Linked DNA regions of Homo sapiens: region 2 is linked to region 1. The links are chromatin loops, found by intact Hi-C in ENCODE. Cell type or tissue: CD14-positive monocyte. All regions are shown on one strand. Links, peaks and the distances in the headings refer to the core of each region. The heading gives the core; the rest is flanking DNA.

Evidence for each region. Hi-C counts contacts between places; a loop is a spot of excess contacts. Peaks named below come from ENCODE experiments on the same cell type or tissue, not always from the same donor. Only the 100,000 strongest peaks of a DNase experiment are listed, where the experiment ranks them.
Region 2: a loop joins it to region 1, with 1.8 times the contacts of the local background. A loop is called at or near these places in 2 of 110 quality-filtered maps.

The regions. Positions count from the first base shown.
Region 1 is chr9:107,758,270-107,765,572 of GRCh38, reverse strand. The region is part of intron 2 of LOC105376208 (a long non-coding RNA gene); the gene reads right to left. LOC105376209 (a long non-coding RNA gene) reads left to right here. Exons shown (of 3, transcript XR_930230.3): 3 at 4,284-4,684. Among named protein-coding and RNA genes, the nearest start is that of KLF4, 270 kb to the right of the region's middle. In CD14-positive monocyte, for the core only: no CTCF peak of the experiment used is centred there; a DNase peak (open chromatin) is centred at 4,512; H3K4me3 peaks cover 1,929 bases; H3K27ac peaks cover 3,943 bases.
Region 2 is chr9:107,837,549-107,844,851 of GRCh38, reverse strand. No RefSeq gene overlaps it. Among named protein-coding and RNA genes, the nearest start is that of KLF4, 350 kb to the right of the region's middle. In CD14-positive monocyte, for the core only: no CTCF peak of the experiment used is centred there; a DNase peak (open chromatin) is centred at 3,571; H3K4me3 peaks cover 1,004 bases; H3K27ac peaks cover 1,474 bases.

The sequences.
Region 1 (7,303 bases), core at 1,444-6,443:
TCATTTATCCTTTTATTTCTCTCAATTTTCATTTTATATATTTTAAAGATTGATATGAGTGAATACAAATTTGTAAATGTTATGTCTTACAACTGAATTGATCTCTTTATCATTAAAAAAATTCTTCTTTATTTTTGGTAATATTTTTGGTAACATTCCCTCTGAGAACTAAACAAGACAAGAATGCCCACTCTCACCACTCCTCTTCAACATAGTACTGGAAGTCCTAGCCAGAGCAATCAGACAAAAGAAAGAGATAAAGGGCATCCAAATCGATAAAGGGGAAGTCAAATTGTCACTGTTTACTGACAATATGATCGTTTACCTTGAAAACCTTAAGGACTCCTCCAGAAAGCTCCTAGAACTGATAAAAAAAAAATTCAGCAAAGTTTCCAGATACAAGATTAATATACACACATCAGTAGCTCTTCTACACACCAACAGGGACCAAGCAGAAAATCAAATCAAGAACTCAATCTCTTTTACAATAGCTGCAAAAAATAATAAAATAAAATACTTAGGAATATATCTAACCAAGGAGTTGAAAGACCTCTACAAGGAAAACTACAAAACACTGCTGAAAGAAATCATAGATGACACGACCAAATGGAAACACATCCCATGCTCATGGATGGGCATAATCGATATTGTGAAAATGACCATACTGCCAAAAGCAATCAACAAATTCAATACAATTCCCATCAAAATACCACCATTATCTTCATAAAATTAGAAAAAAAAATTCTAAATTTCATATGGAAGCAAAAAAGAGCCTGCATAGCCAAAGCAAGACTAAGCAAAAAGAACAAATCTGGAGGCATCACACTATCTGATTTCAAACTATACTATGAGACCATAGTCACCAAAATGGTGTGGTACTGGTGTAAAAATAGACACATTGGCCAATGGAAAAGAATAGAGAACCCAGAAATAATCCCAAATGCTTACAGCTAACTGATCTTTGACAAAGCAAACAAAAACATGAATTGGGGAAAGCACACCCTTTTCAACAAATGGTGCTGGGATAACTGGCTAGCCACATGTGGGAGAATAAAACTGGATCCTTATGTCTCACCTTATACAAAAATAAATTCAAGAAGGAATAAGGACTTAAACCTAAGAGCTGAAATTGTAAAAATTCTAGAAGATAACATTGGAAAAACCCTTCTAGACATTAGCTTAGGCAAGGATTTCATAACTAAGAACCCAAAAGCAAAAGCAACAAAAACAAAGATAAATAGCTGGTACCTAATTAAACTAAAGAGCTTTTGCACAGCAAAAGGAACAGTCAGCAGAGTAAACAGATAACCCACAGAGTGGGAGAAAATCTTCACAATCTATACGTCTGACAAAGGACTAATATCCAGAATCTACAAAGAACCCAAACAAATCAGTAAGAAAAAAACAAAAAATCCCATCAAAAAGTGGACTAAGGACATGAATAGACAATTATCAAAAGAAGATACACAAATGGCCAACAAATATATGAAAAAAATGCTCAACATCACTAATGATCAGGGAAATGCAAATGAAAACCACAATGTGATACCACCTTACTCCTGCAAGAATGGCCAAACAAAAAAATCAGAAAACAATAGATGTTGGCATGGATGTGGTGAACAGGGAACACTTCTACACTGCTAGTGGAAATGCAAACTAGTATAGCCACTATGGAAAACAGTGTGGAGATTCCTTAAAGAACTAAAAGTAGAACTACCATTTGATCCAGCAATCCCACTATTGGATATCTATGCAAAGGAAAAGAAGTCATTATTCGAAAAAGATACTTGCACAAGCATGTTTATAGCAGCACAATTCACAATTGCAAAATCATGGAACCAACCCAAATGCCCATCAATCAACGAGTGGATAAAGAAACTCTGATAATGTTAATTCATTCCTTTTTATGGCTGTATACTATTCCATCATATATATATATATATGGCTGTATAGTATTCCATCATATATATATGGAAAAAGGAATGAATTAACAGCATTTGCAGTGACCTGGATGAGATTGAAGACTATTATTCTAAATCAGCAACTCAGGAATGGAAAACTAAACATTGTATGTTCTCACTGATATGTGGGATCTAAGCTATGAGAACCCAAAGGCATAAGAATGATACAATGAACTTTGAGGACTTGGGAGCAGGAGTTGGAGGGAGGTGAGGGATAAAAGGCTGCAAATATGGTTCAGTGTATACTGCTCACATTATGGGTGCACCAAAATCTCACAAATCACCACTAAAGAACTTACTCATGTACCCCAATACCACCTGTACCCCAATAACTTATGGAAAAAATAAACGATAATAAATTAAACTAAATTAATAAGAATAAATAAATAAAACTTTTAGGTTCGGAGTACATGTGCAGATTTGTTTTATAGGTAAACTATATCATGTTTAGCCTACAGATTATTTCACCACCCAGGTGATAAGCATAGTACCTCATAGGTAGTTTTTGATTTTTTTAAACCCTCTTGATATATCTAAGTAGATTACACCAACACTACAGATGAAAAAACTGAGTCACACAAAGATAAATATAGGCAAAAGTTGCATGGTAGTATCTGGCCTATCTGACTACTAAGCTTTTGCTCTTCTCCTTAACTGCCTTGCCTCTAAGACTCTAAGAAGTTTACTCAGGCCAGGTGCAGTGGCTCAGGCCTGTAATCCCAGCATTTTGGGAGGCTGAGGCGGGCAGATCACTTGAGGTTGGGGGTTTAAGACCAGCCTGGCCAAAATGATGAAACCTCATCTCTACTAAAAATACAAAAATTAGCTGGGTGTGGTGGTGCACACCTGTAGTCCCAGCTATTCAGGAGACTGAGGCACAAGAATCACTTGAACCTGGGAGTTGGAGGTTGCAATGAGCTGAGGTCACACCACTGCACTCCAGTCTGGACAACAGAGTGAGACTGTCTCAAAAAAAAAAAGAAAAAAAAGAAGAAGTTTACTCTCCAATTGCCAACATGCAATGGAGGGCTGTTAGGGGCTGGAACACCTGGTGGGATAGCACTTGCTCTCAAATTCCACTTTGTGGGTAGCTGCAGATGATACCAGCTTGTAAAGCAGGCATATCTGCAGTTTTGTAATCCTTAACGTTAACTATAATAGTCTCCCAGAAGCAGATTCCTGCACTGCTCATTTAGGAGAATCTGTATTAGTTATCTATTGCTGTATAACAAATTATCATAAAACTGGCAGGTTAAAACAATACACATTTATTTTATAGTTTCCATGGGTTAGGAGTCTGGGCATAACTTAGCTCTGCTCAGGGTCTATTATTCTAAATGAAGTAACTCAGGAATGGAAAACCAAACATTGTATGTTCAGGGTCTCACAAGTTGTCAGGCAGGCTGTGTTCTCATCTGGAGGCTCAATTGGATAAGAGTTTGTTTCCAAGATCATTTGAGTTGTTGGGAGAATGCATTTCTTTGCAGATACATGACAGAAGATGCTGTTTTTATTGGCTGTTTTCTGGAGGCCAACCACAGGTCCTAGAGACGACCCGCAGTTCCCTGCCACATGGACCTCTCCATAAGCAGGTCACCACATGGCAATTTGTTTCTTCAAAGCCAGCAGGAGAATCTCCTGCTTCAGTCCACTAAGATGGAGTCATATATAGTGCAATATGATCATGAGAGTAATAGCCCATCATTTTTGACCTACGATGGATGGATTTATTTGTATTTTTATCACCACTATCATTTACAATAATTAATATTATCATTCATCATAATCATGCTAAATTTGGTATCCTGAAATATAGTATTAAGATTCCATTTACCTTTTACATAAAAACCTTCCTTAGTTCTCAGTGCCTATGGAATAAAATCCAAGTTCTATAGCCTGCAATTCATGCCCCCCATCCCTGTTATATTCCTGGCCTCATCTTTGCCCAATCCTGGCTCTTTCCCAATGATGCCAAACACTTTCGTCTCCTTTCCTCCTTTCAGCACAGGTAGCCTCTCTGCCTGGCCTGAACTTTGCTTTCCTCTTGGTCAAGTTGGTGTACATATCTTTGCAAACTTATTGGGAAAATGACCTTTACTCTCCCGGAGCCTGCTCAGCCTCTCCCCTCTCTGGGCTCCATAGCTCTGGGAATGTGCATCTTTATACTGCCAGTCACACCATATTATATAATTGCATCAAGCAGTGAGTTTCAGTTCATCTCTAAATTCCAAGACTTGGTACAGATTAGGTCTCAACAAATCATGCTGAATAAATACACAATTAATTTAATTAACAGCAACTTTTCTTTTATGTCCTCTTCAGGTTTGCAAAGTATATTAAGCTGATGTGGGCAAGTTTGGAGTGAGGACGTTCAGCAAAAGACAGAGGGAACCAGCTGGATGACCCTAGCAGGCCTGGAACAGTTTGGAACCGGACGTCCTCTTCTTGTAGACTGACAGGCTCCGGAAAGAAGCCACAGCTTCTCCGTGGAGCCCTGGGCTCAGCACTTCCCGTATTCACTACTGCTATTCTCAGTAGTCCTCTTCCCCAAAGTCTGCTTCCATATTTTCAGGTCTTTGAATGTTGCAGCCAAACCACTGCTCTAGTTCTGAAAGCAGAACCAAAACACACCCCAGGCACCGTTCCCTCACCGACTTCCTATTCCTAGGGCTCCAATCCCAGCCTCCTACCCCTTCATCCTCTCCCTGCTCCCTTACCCTAGAAGCCACACCCACGTTTTGCGCCCTGGCCTTGCACACTGCCAGCCTCCTGCATGCTCTGAGTTTTCCTCTGGGATTCCTCTTCCAGCCAGGCTTCCTGAGACCCCTGTGGGTCTCAGGAACCCTGCTCCTCCCCGCTCTCCTCCTTGCTGAACCACTTCCCCATTTGAATCGTTAATCTCCTCCTCCCTTTATTCTGGGGGAAGCCTGTTCCAAAAGCCAGTGGTGACTTTCTTGGGTTAAAGGCCAGGATTAAAAATAAGTAGGAGTTACCATTTCTGGCCCCATAGTTCCTCAGGCAGGAAGGAGCCACCAAGGCAGCATGGCCTGACCCAGCACAGAGACTGCCGAAAATGACCAGGCCAGCCAGTCCCCCAGGAAAACAGGTCAGGAAAAGCCAAGGCCCACCAAAGGGGTCCAAGAATGAGTTTCGTTTTGTATGAAATGTAGGGAATATTCAATATGCCCATTTTAGAGGCGATTTCTCTCCATTGTGATTCTAGTTAAAATCCACAACCAGAATTCACAGAAGCAGTACTGGGTGAGGGAAAGATATGAAAAAGCTTGGATTTGAATCCCAGCCGTGTAACCCAGGACAAGGTGTGCAAAACCCTGAGAAGCCAAATTTCTCCTATAAAACGAGAAGGAGAAAGCCCTCTACTTGGGATGATTGAGAATCAAATGAGACAATATTTAGTAACTAGCACAGCACAGAATCCGTGGAAGTCTCGCCAAACAAAGCTAATTACCTTCTCCTCTAAAAGTGTTGTTGTTGCCTTCAGTGGAGGCCCCTGGGAGGTTGTCAGGCTGTAGCACTGCCCTACCTGGAATGCATTTAGTACCTGTACCTGCAGGGCACTGTCGTCACTGCCTCATGGGCCTCGCGGCAGGCCTGCCACCACTCCAGCTACCAGTCCAGCCAGGGTGGTGATAAATGGCCCTGAGCCAGCATCCTCAGCAACTTCAGGAGCTGCTGGGAAGAGGTGGCTTTGATGTCAAGCCAAGGGAAGACGTGTTACAATTATCTAAATTATTCAAGGCCCCCACAAATTTCAGAGAGCTGTAGGTTGCTTGCAGATGATTGTAAATTCCCTGCCTACCACTTCTTTATCACACCAACTAGGCTTTCAGTTCCCTGTCAAGTCCCTCTGTCTTACACCTCAGTGCCTTTGTATGTACCAGAGTCTCTGCTTAGAATTCTTTTTGCTCCCCTGTCACTGCCCAGAACATCCCCCCTCACACTTCAGGTCTCAGCCCCATGGTCCCTGTTTCAGGAAGCCGTCCCTGATGGTTCTTCCCCAGTGTTCTTTACATGTGGCATTTTTGAGTCTGCTATAATCACTCATTTATGTGCCTGGGTCCCCAACAAAATTGAAACTTCTTCGTGGGTAGATACTGACCTTTGCTCACATTCATGCCCGGTGTTCACACAATGCCTGCCACAGAGAGGTTCCCGATACATGTTCATTGAAACTCACTTCTACAACTGTGTGGTAGTAGAAATAACCAAAGCTCGAAAAACTAAAATACCCCCTTTTGAATTCAGGCTGTATCACCAAATAGCTGTGACATTGGTTTGAATTCCTTAGACTCTCTGCCCATCAGTTTTCAGTTGGTAAAATGGAACTATGAAACCAGTCTCAGAGAATGGTTTTGAGAAAACACACACATGCCCCAGTGGGGCCACCTCTGCACAGCTAGGGAGAAATGGAGAGTGGAGCCATTTCACTGACACTCCAGGTCAAACAAGATTACTCATCACCACCTTGGGTGTTGACCTTGATGTCTTACTCTCAGCCTTCTTCCATAATCCAGGCCTGGGACTCAGGAGGGAGTCCAGGAAACAGGAGGCTTCCTGGCCTTTAGTTCAAGGGCAGAAAACAGGAGGACTCTTGGCCAAGGGCAGAGCCCTTCACACAGATCTCAGCCAGATCTTACCTCCCTGGATAGCATCCACAATGACGCTGAAAGGGGAACTTCCAATGGATGCTCTCTTAGGCAAGAATGGACACAGTACCTGGCTCCAAGATGCAGATTCTGGCTGCCATGTTGAAAAACAGGACAGCTGGAAATCTCAAAACAGGACTTGTTTTCCCAAAGCATAAACCTGCATTTCAAGCCAGGACTCTTTTCCTGTCCTTAAGAAGAATGGCGCCATGAGTTGGATATTAGTTACCATAGGTTGGGTTATACTCCAGTAACAGAGAACCACCAATAATCTCAGTGGCTTAAAATCACAAAGGTGTCTTGCTCACAGATTGGTTTTATGGACCTGCAGAGTCCCCAGGACCACCAACCTCCATAGGGGATAGCTCAGAGAGGCAACTTCACATCAGCATGAGTTTCCCCAACAGCCTGGCCAAGGAAGAGCAGGCACCAGAGCCATTAGCCATCACATGCTCCACCTGGACGTCAATGTGGTATCAACTTTGTGTCTGTTTATCCTCTAGAGTATAAGTGCCTTCAGAAATATAGCCATCCTTCTTATTTTCAGTGCTGTGTACCTCTTTATATGTTTATAATTCATTTACACCTCAACTAGAACTCTGAGTTGTACCCACAATAATCCGTGCCAGGTTCTGGGCTGGGTGATGGGGACACAACTATTAACAGAAACAAGCC
Region 2 (7,303 bases), core at 1,268-6,267, 79 kb before region 1:
CCTTCTAAGTTGCCTGATTCTGATTCCAAGGGAGCTATTTTACAACTCTGGAAATTGTAGATAACTGATAGAGATGCAAAATAATTCTTGTTTAGGGACATGTAAATTCTGTTTTATCCACAAAGGTTTCCATTGATTCCTCTTCCACTGTAAAGGAAACTAGTTTTGTTTTCATTTGCATATTCATTTCAATATTCCTCATGTATACATGTGCTAGTTCTTCAGATTCTCCTTTGAACTGGTTATAATACCTGCCTCATTCTCTAATTAATAAGTTAAATAAAATATTTAACATGCGTTTAATTTCTACCTGTGTGAAAATCATGATGTTAGGCCAAGAATTGTAGCTCACACCTGTAATCCCAGCACTTTGGGAGGCTGAGGTGAGAGGATTGCTTGAGGCCAGGAGTTTGAGATCAGTATGGGCAACATAATGAGTCCCCATCTGTATTTTTAAATAAAAAGAAGAAGAAAAAAGAAAGTCACGATGTTCTCCTTGTTTGGAAATAATTCTTTAACAGACTGAGGTCTGACCCAGAGCCCATGATCTCTGCTCTCCTCCCCTTCATGCAGGAAGCCTTCAGTGAAAACCCACATAGTGTCGGACCCTGTGTTGGGTGATAGGGATCTTCGATGAGTCTGGCATGGTTTCTGCTACCAGACAACTCCCACACAGGAGGCATATGGGGAGGCATAATGACACAGACTGTTTGCCTGGATAAAGGGAGACAGAAGCTGGGAGCAAAGTGAGAAGTCCCCATCCCCAGTTGGGAACACAGAAGGAGTTTCCTGAGAATCAAGGTAATAATTAATATAATGAGTTAATCGCATTACAACAAATTCTAAAACTCTATTCAAAACTATTGGCCGAAATACAATTTTATGTTGAATATTACTTGAATTAAGTGAACTAAACCTTGGCAACATCTGGTTTCTTATGAGATATGTTAGTAATAATACTTGACCTGCACAGTATTTAAAATAATGCTGTATCCTATTCCAAAGAACATACTTCAGGGTTTCCAAATCCCATGGGCAGAACTGATTAGTTGCAGTTATTTAAACAATGTCAATCATCAAACAGCCATCCTCATAAAAAGGAAAATGCATGCATATATAACAATGGATCCAGAAGGCTTTTCTGGACACCAGGCAAAAGGAATGACAGCATATATTTGTCTCTCCACCAAGAAAACCCATTTTATTCATCTTTGTATTTCTTGCCCAATTCATTTGTTCATTCATTCATCCATCCATTCATTAATTCTAAAGTCTGCACCACTGGGGTCTATAGAAACTTGAGGGGATATAATGATGAAAGAAAGGTATAGTTCTTGTCCTCAAAAGGTTTACAGTCTTCTCACAGGGATGGGGTCAGGGCCCAAATATAAATACCCAGAATGCAATTCAATCGTGTTATAAATAGGTTAAATTCAAAGTGCTATGGGAATAAAGATAATAACTTATGAGATAGGAGTGGCCCATGATGAGGCAGATAAATTGTTTCTACCCAGGGGAAGACACAAGACTAGGCTAAGCTTGAAAAATCTGAAACGACAGGTCACTCCTACTTTTAGGAGTATATATGTCATTAAAAGGATAATTGTTATTAAAGACTGTCATTAAAATATAATTTTTGGAGGATTAGAAACATGACTTTTCTAAAAAGAAAAAAAAAAACAGAAGGCAGGCAGGACACACAGTGGCTCACTCCTGTAATTTCAGCACTCTGGGAAGCTAAGGCTGGTGGATCCCTTGACTCCAAGAATTCAAGACCAGCTGGGGTAACATAGTGAAACCCCATCTCTGCTTTAAGAAGCAAAACAAAACAAAACATGACTTTTCTATTTATATTAAAAACAAAACACACACACACACACACACAAACAAGTATCAAAGATTTTAATCAACTCTTCAATTAATAAGACATTAAAACCAGTTCAAATGAGAATTTAAGGAGCTAGGTATATGTGGGCAATGTAATTGTATTAGTCCGTTCTCACGCTGCTAATGAAGACATACCCGAGACTAGGTCATTTATAAAGGAAAGAGGTTTAAATGACTCACAGTTCAGCATGGTTGCAGAGGCCTCACCATCATGGCAGACTGCAAAGGAAGAGCAAAGGCACGACTTATATGGCAGCAGGCAAGACAGCATGTGCAGGGAACTGCCCTTTTTAAAACCATTGATTCACTATCATGAGAACAGTATGGGAAAAACCCACCACCATGATTCAATTACCTCCCACCAGGTCCCTTCCACGACTTGTGGGAATTATGGGAGCTACAATTCAAGATGAGATTTGACGGGGGACACAGCCAAAACATACCAGTAATTAAACAAAACTCACGGAGTTCACACTGCCTGAATTGACCTCCATGGTATTTCAACAAAGCGAGCAGTAGATTCATTGAGTTTGGGCTTTTTGGGGTCAGTTATAGCAACAGTGGTGGAACTAGCAGAATAAGCTGCTGTGCCAAATCTCACTAAGCTGCCTCCTCCCCAGAGCTTTGAGAAGACACAACCTGCATAGATGAGGAAGAGGCAGGTGTTTTTAGGAAACATAAAGACACTCGTTATGACAGACAGGAGATTGGAGGATGGGGGAGATGGGTGGAGCACTATGGAGAAGTGTATGAGTTGTGTTAAGAAGCATGCAGATTCTCAATTCTGGACTTGGATGAAAGCAAAGATACTCCCAGAGGGGTTTTAACCAGAGAGACACATGGTCAATTCTGCATATTAGCAGGACCATGTTGAGGAACAGATCAGAGCTGGAAGATTAGAATCAGAGGCTCAACGGGAGACATGAGAACAATTCAGAGCAGAATGATGAAGGATTACGTGTTTCAGAGAAATACTGAGGTAGCAGCATTCAGAGTCGGTAACCAGTTCATACAGGGAGTGAAAGAGCAGAAAAGTTGAGAATCTTGCTCGGTTTTCTAATGTGGGTGTCTGAACAAGGTGATGCCATTTAAAAAAAAAACAGGCACTGGTTTAGGGAAACGGGTTAAAGATTATGAATTTAGTTCTATGTATAGTGAGCATAACTGGGCTGAGAAATTTCAGTGAACTGGATGGGACCCAGAAGGTCCACTGGGTCTTTGTTTTCATGGTGAAACTACCTTAGAATAACTTGTTCTTGAAAGTATTTGTAGAAGCAATGCATCTGAGGATCTCACCACAACAATTCTGGCATAATTGAAGCTTCCACCACTATTCTAGTAAGTTATTTATGAATAATTGAATATCTACTGTGTGTCAGGCCTATGCTGGGATGCAGAGGTGAGCAACAAGTTCTTTGTCCTCTAAAAGCTCATAGTATCTGAGCCTGAGTTAACAAGAGTAGGTAAGAATGGGGGTTGGGTTGGGGGATGAAAGTCACAGAAAAGAAGAGCCCACCCATCTCCTGGGTAACAGGTAACCACCTTCTCCAGGGATACAAGGTCAGCAGGCCACACAGGTTATGTGCTGCCTTCATCTGATACAAGAAGTCACTCACAGGAGGAAGAGGAGAAAGTAACTAAAAATAACGTGGTTTCTGATTTGAGTATATTGCAACATTCTTTGGGTTGTTTTAAGGAACAAGTGCCTATGTTCTTTCAGGAAGAACTTGGAAATCAGCAAGCATGGGTGATTTGAGTCATTAAATGTTTGAAGCCTAATCCAGGCTTCTAGAAATCCTTCAGACACTGCTCCTACCTAAGCGGAAAACAGAACTTAATTTTCTTCTCCCCTCTCTCTTCTTCTCCTGCCCTAATTCTCTCTCTCATATTTTCTTGTCTCTCTTTCTAGAATGCAGTTGCTAAGAAATAAGTTTATTTCATCCCTTTGCTCTCCAGTCAATGGCACAATGTCACCAAAGTTGCAGGTTTAATATCAAAACTCTTTTTTGTGTGTGTGTGCCATCCAACCAGCTTCATGTTCATCTTCAGCTGCTGAACCCGTCGAAGTCTAGCCAAGCTGATAGGTCAAGTCATTATTATTATTTTTTTTTTTTTTTGAGATGGAGTCTCGCCCTGTCACCCAGGCTGGAGTGCAATGGCGCGATCTCAGCTCACTGCAACCTCCACCTCCCGGGTTCAAGTGATTCTCCTGCCTCAGTCTCCCGAGTAGCTGGGACTACAGGTGTATATCATCACGCCCAGCTAATTTTTTGTATCTTTAGTAGAGACAGGGTTTCACCATGTTGTCCAGGTTGGTCTCGAACTCCTGACCTCATGACCCGGCCACCTGAGCCTCCCAAAATGCTGGGATTACAGGCATGAGCCACTGCACCTGGCCAGTGTCTCAGCTCTTTTAGAGTCTACCCATCTTCTTCAGAAGCCCTTATTATAAGGGGATAAGACTCCCCAATTACCCATCTTTCCATCTTTCAAAAGTTGTCTTATCCATGAAGCCTCTTCCCAAATGGACCTGATCCCTCTTCCTTGAAGCTCACATAGTGCTTGACATCCATCTTTCTCTCTTTCTGCTTTTATAACGATGACCTATATGGACAGTAACCTTCACTGTTGCATTCCTAGTGCCTGGCATAGTTACAGGAACATTCTTCGGCAGATGGAGGAATTTGTCCACTATATCCTCAGTTCCTATCACAGTGCTAACTAGCAGGCTCTTAACAGCAAACAAATACATGAACGTAAACTCTTCTTTTCCCCCACAATCAACAGGTAGGAAGGATTAGATGAGTTATTACTCTATGGTTCTCCTTATTTCCCCGGACCCTTGCACTCAGCTTAGTTTACTATTTTGCACATGGTTAGTACTGGGTACACATTCCAAAAATCATTTTGGTGAGGAATTCTCAGTTTCTTTGCAACTTTTACATAAATCTAAAACTATTCCAAAATACAAATTGAGTAAGACAATTAATTTGATCTTCCTTGGGAGTTGATTTTCTACCAGTGAACCACTGGAACTCTTGGCAAGTTCTTTTTTATAGCTCTTTCCATTGAGAACTCTACCTTTCATTTAACAAATAAATTTAATTGAAAAACATTTGTATAGCACTTATTATGTACCAAGGACCATTCTGGGTCTTTTCTAAATATCTTTCATTGACTCCTCATAATAATCCTATGGCAGTAGTAACCCCTTTCTACAAATGAAGAAAGTGAGGCATACAGAAGTTAGGTAATAGTCATCAGGAGACATAAAACAGCACAAAGTCTGTTCATCACAGGCTGTAATTCCTTTTCTGGGACTTCTTTTTTCATAAGCTGAGGAATGGCTTCATTTCCATTTGGTCTGAACAAGACAGTGTATGGGATTCTGTCACTGGAGAAACCTTGAACAAGGGCAACATTGTATAGCTCAGAGAGAGAGGCTACCAGGTTTGCTTTCCCTGGACACGTCAAGGAAGAAAGAATGATCTTTCTTTCCATTCTTCTGTATATGAAACCAGCTTCATGTTCATCTTCAGCAGCTGAACCCAAGTCAAAGTCTAGCCAAGCTGACAGGTCAAGTCACTACTTTATTCTTTTTTTTTTTTTTTTTTGACGGAGTCTTGCTCTGTCACCCAGGCTGGAGTGCCGTGGCACAATCTTGGCTCACTGCAACCTCCACCTCCCGGGTTCAAGCAATTCTCCTGCCTCAGCTCCCCTAGCAGCTGGGATTACAGGCACCTGCCACCATGCCAGGCTAATTTGTGTATTTTTAGTAGAGACGGGGTTTCACCATATTGTCCAGGCTGGTCTCAAACTCCTGACCTCAGGTGATCCACCTGCCTTGGCCTCCCAAAGTGTTGGTGAGCCTCCAGGCCCAGCCATCACTACTTTATTCTTGCTGGTAAGATTGAGAGATGATTCATTTTTATACCACATATACTACATGTTTTTCTAATTTTCTGGGTTAGCTTGTCCATTCCCAGATGTTTTCACTACCTCCTCTATGCTGGCCACTCTCCCCAAACTCTGTCTCCAGGCTTCTCTTCTGAGATCCAGGCCTGCATATCCCTCTGCCTTGTACAGTGAGGGACCACCATCTCCTGGCCACTTAAGCTATCCCTGTGGTCACCCACGCTGCCTTTGTAGCCTTATCCCCTGCCCCTTCACAGACTCTCTTTCCTGTTACATCACCTCATCTGCAAGGTTCAGATGCCTCTCTTTCCAACCTGTAGCCTATGATCTTCCTTCTCTTCTTCCTGAAGTAAATTCTACACCTTGGTCCATCTGGTGGGTTTCTACTCTTTTATAGCTTATTCCAAATATCTTCTTCTCTTAGAAACCTAGGTTGCAGATAAGTTGCTTTGCTGTTGCCTGACATTGACTGTCAAGTTCACCAATTCCCAATGCCACAAGCTTACTTACAAGTCTGGTCTAAAATGAATTTGTTAGCCAAACATGGTGGCGTGTGCCTGTAGTCCCAAATACTCAGGAGGCTGAGGTGGGAGGATCACTTGAGCCCAGGAGGTCGAGGCTGCAGTGAGCCAAAATTGTGCCACTGCACTCACTCCTGGGCAACAAAGCAAGACCCTGTCTCTAAAAATAAAAATTAGGCCAGGCACAGTGGCTCACACCTGTAATCTCAGCACTTTGGGAGGCTGAGGGAGGTGAATCTCCTGAGGTCAGGCGTTTGAGACCAGCCTAGCCAAGTGATATAGCCCCATCTCTACTAAAAATACAAAAAATTAGCTGGGTATGGTGGCCGGTGCCTGTAATCCCAGCTACTTGGGAGGCTGAGGCAGGAGAATCGCTTGAACCTGGGAGGCAGAGGTTGCAGCGAGCCGAGATCACGCCACTGTACTCTAGCCTGGGCAACAGGCTAATTAATTAATTAAAATTATATTAAATTTAAAAATAAAATTAATCTTAACTTTTCTCAAGAGCTATTTTAATGGACAACTAAACTGCACAGTCTTAAATATATAATTAGATGAGTTCTGACAAACACAAACACTCATGAAGTAAATAGCTCAATCAAGAATTAGAATATTATCATCAGCCCAGAACATTCTCTCATGCCTCTTCTTCCAGTCAATCCCCACCCCACCCCATAAGTAATTATTGTTCCAGTACCTCTCACCAAAGCCTCAACTTGTTTGACCTCAATTTTATATAAATGGAATCATGCAATATTCTTTTCTTCGTTTTGGTTTGGCTTCTTTCACTCAACATGTTTTTCGAGTTTGATCCACGTTGTTTTCTATCTCGGTAGTTTCTTCTTTTTCACTGCTGAGCAGTATTCCATGGTATGAAGATACTGTATCCTGAGTTGGTTTGTCCATGCTCCTGCTGATGGACATTTGGCTTGTTTCCAGTTTCATGCTACTGTGAATAAAGCTGCTGAAAATACTCTTTT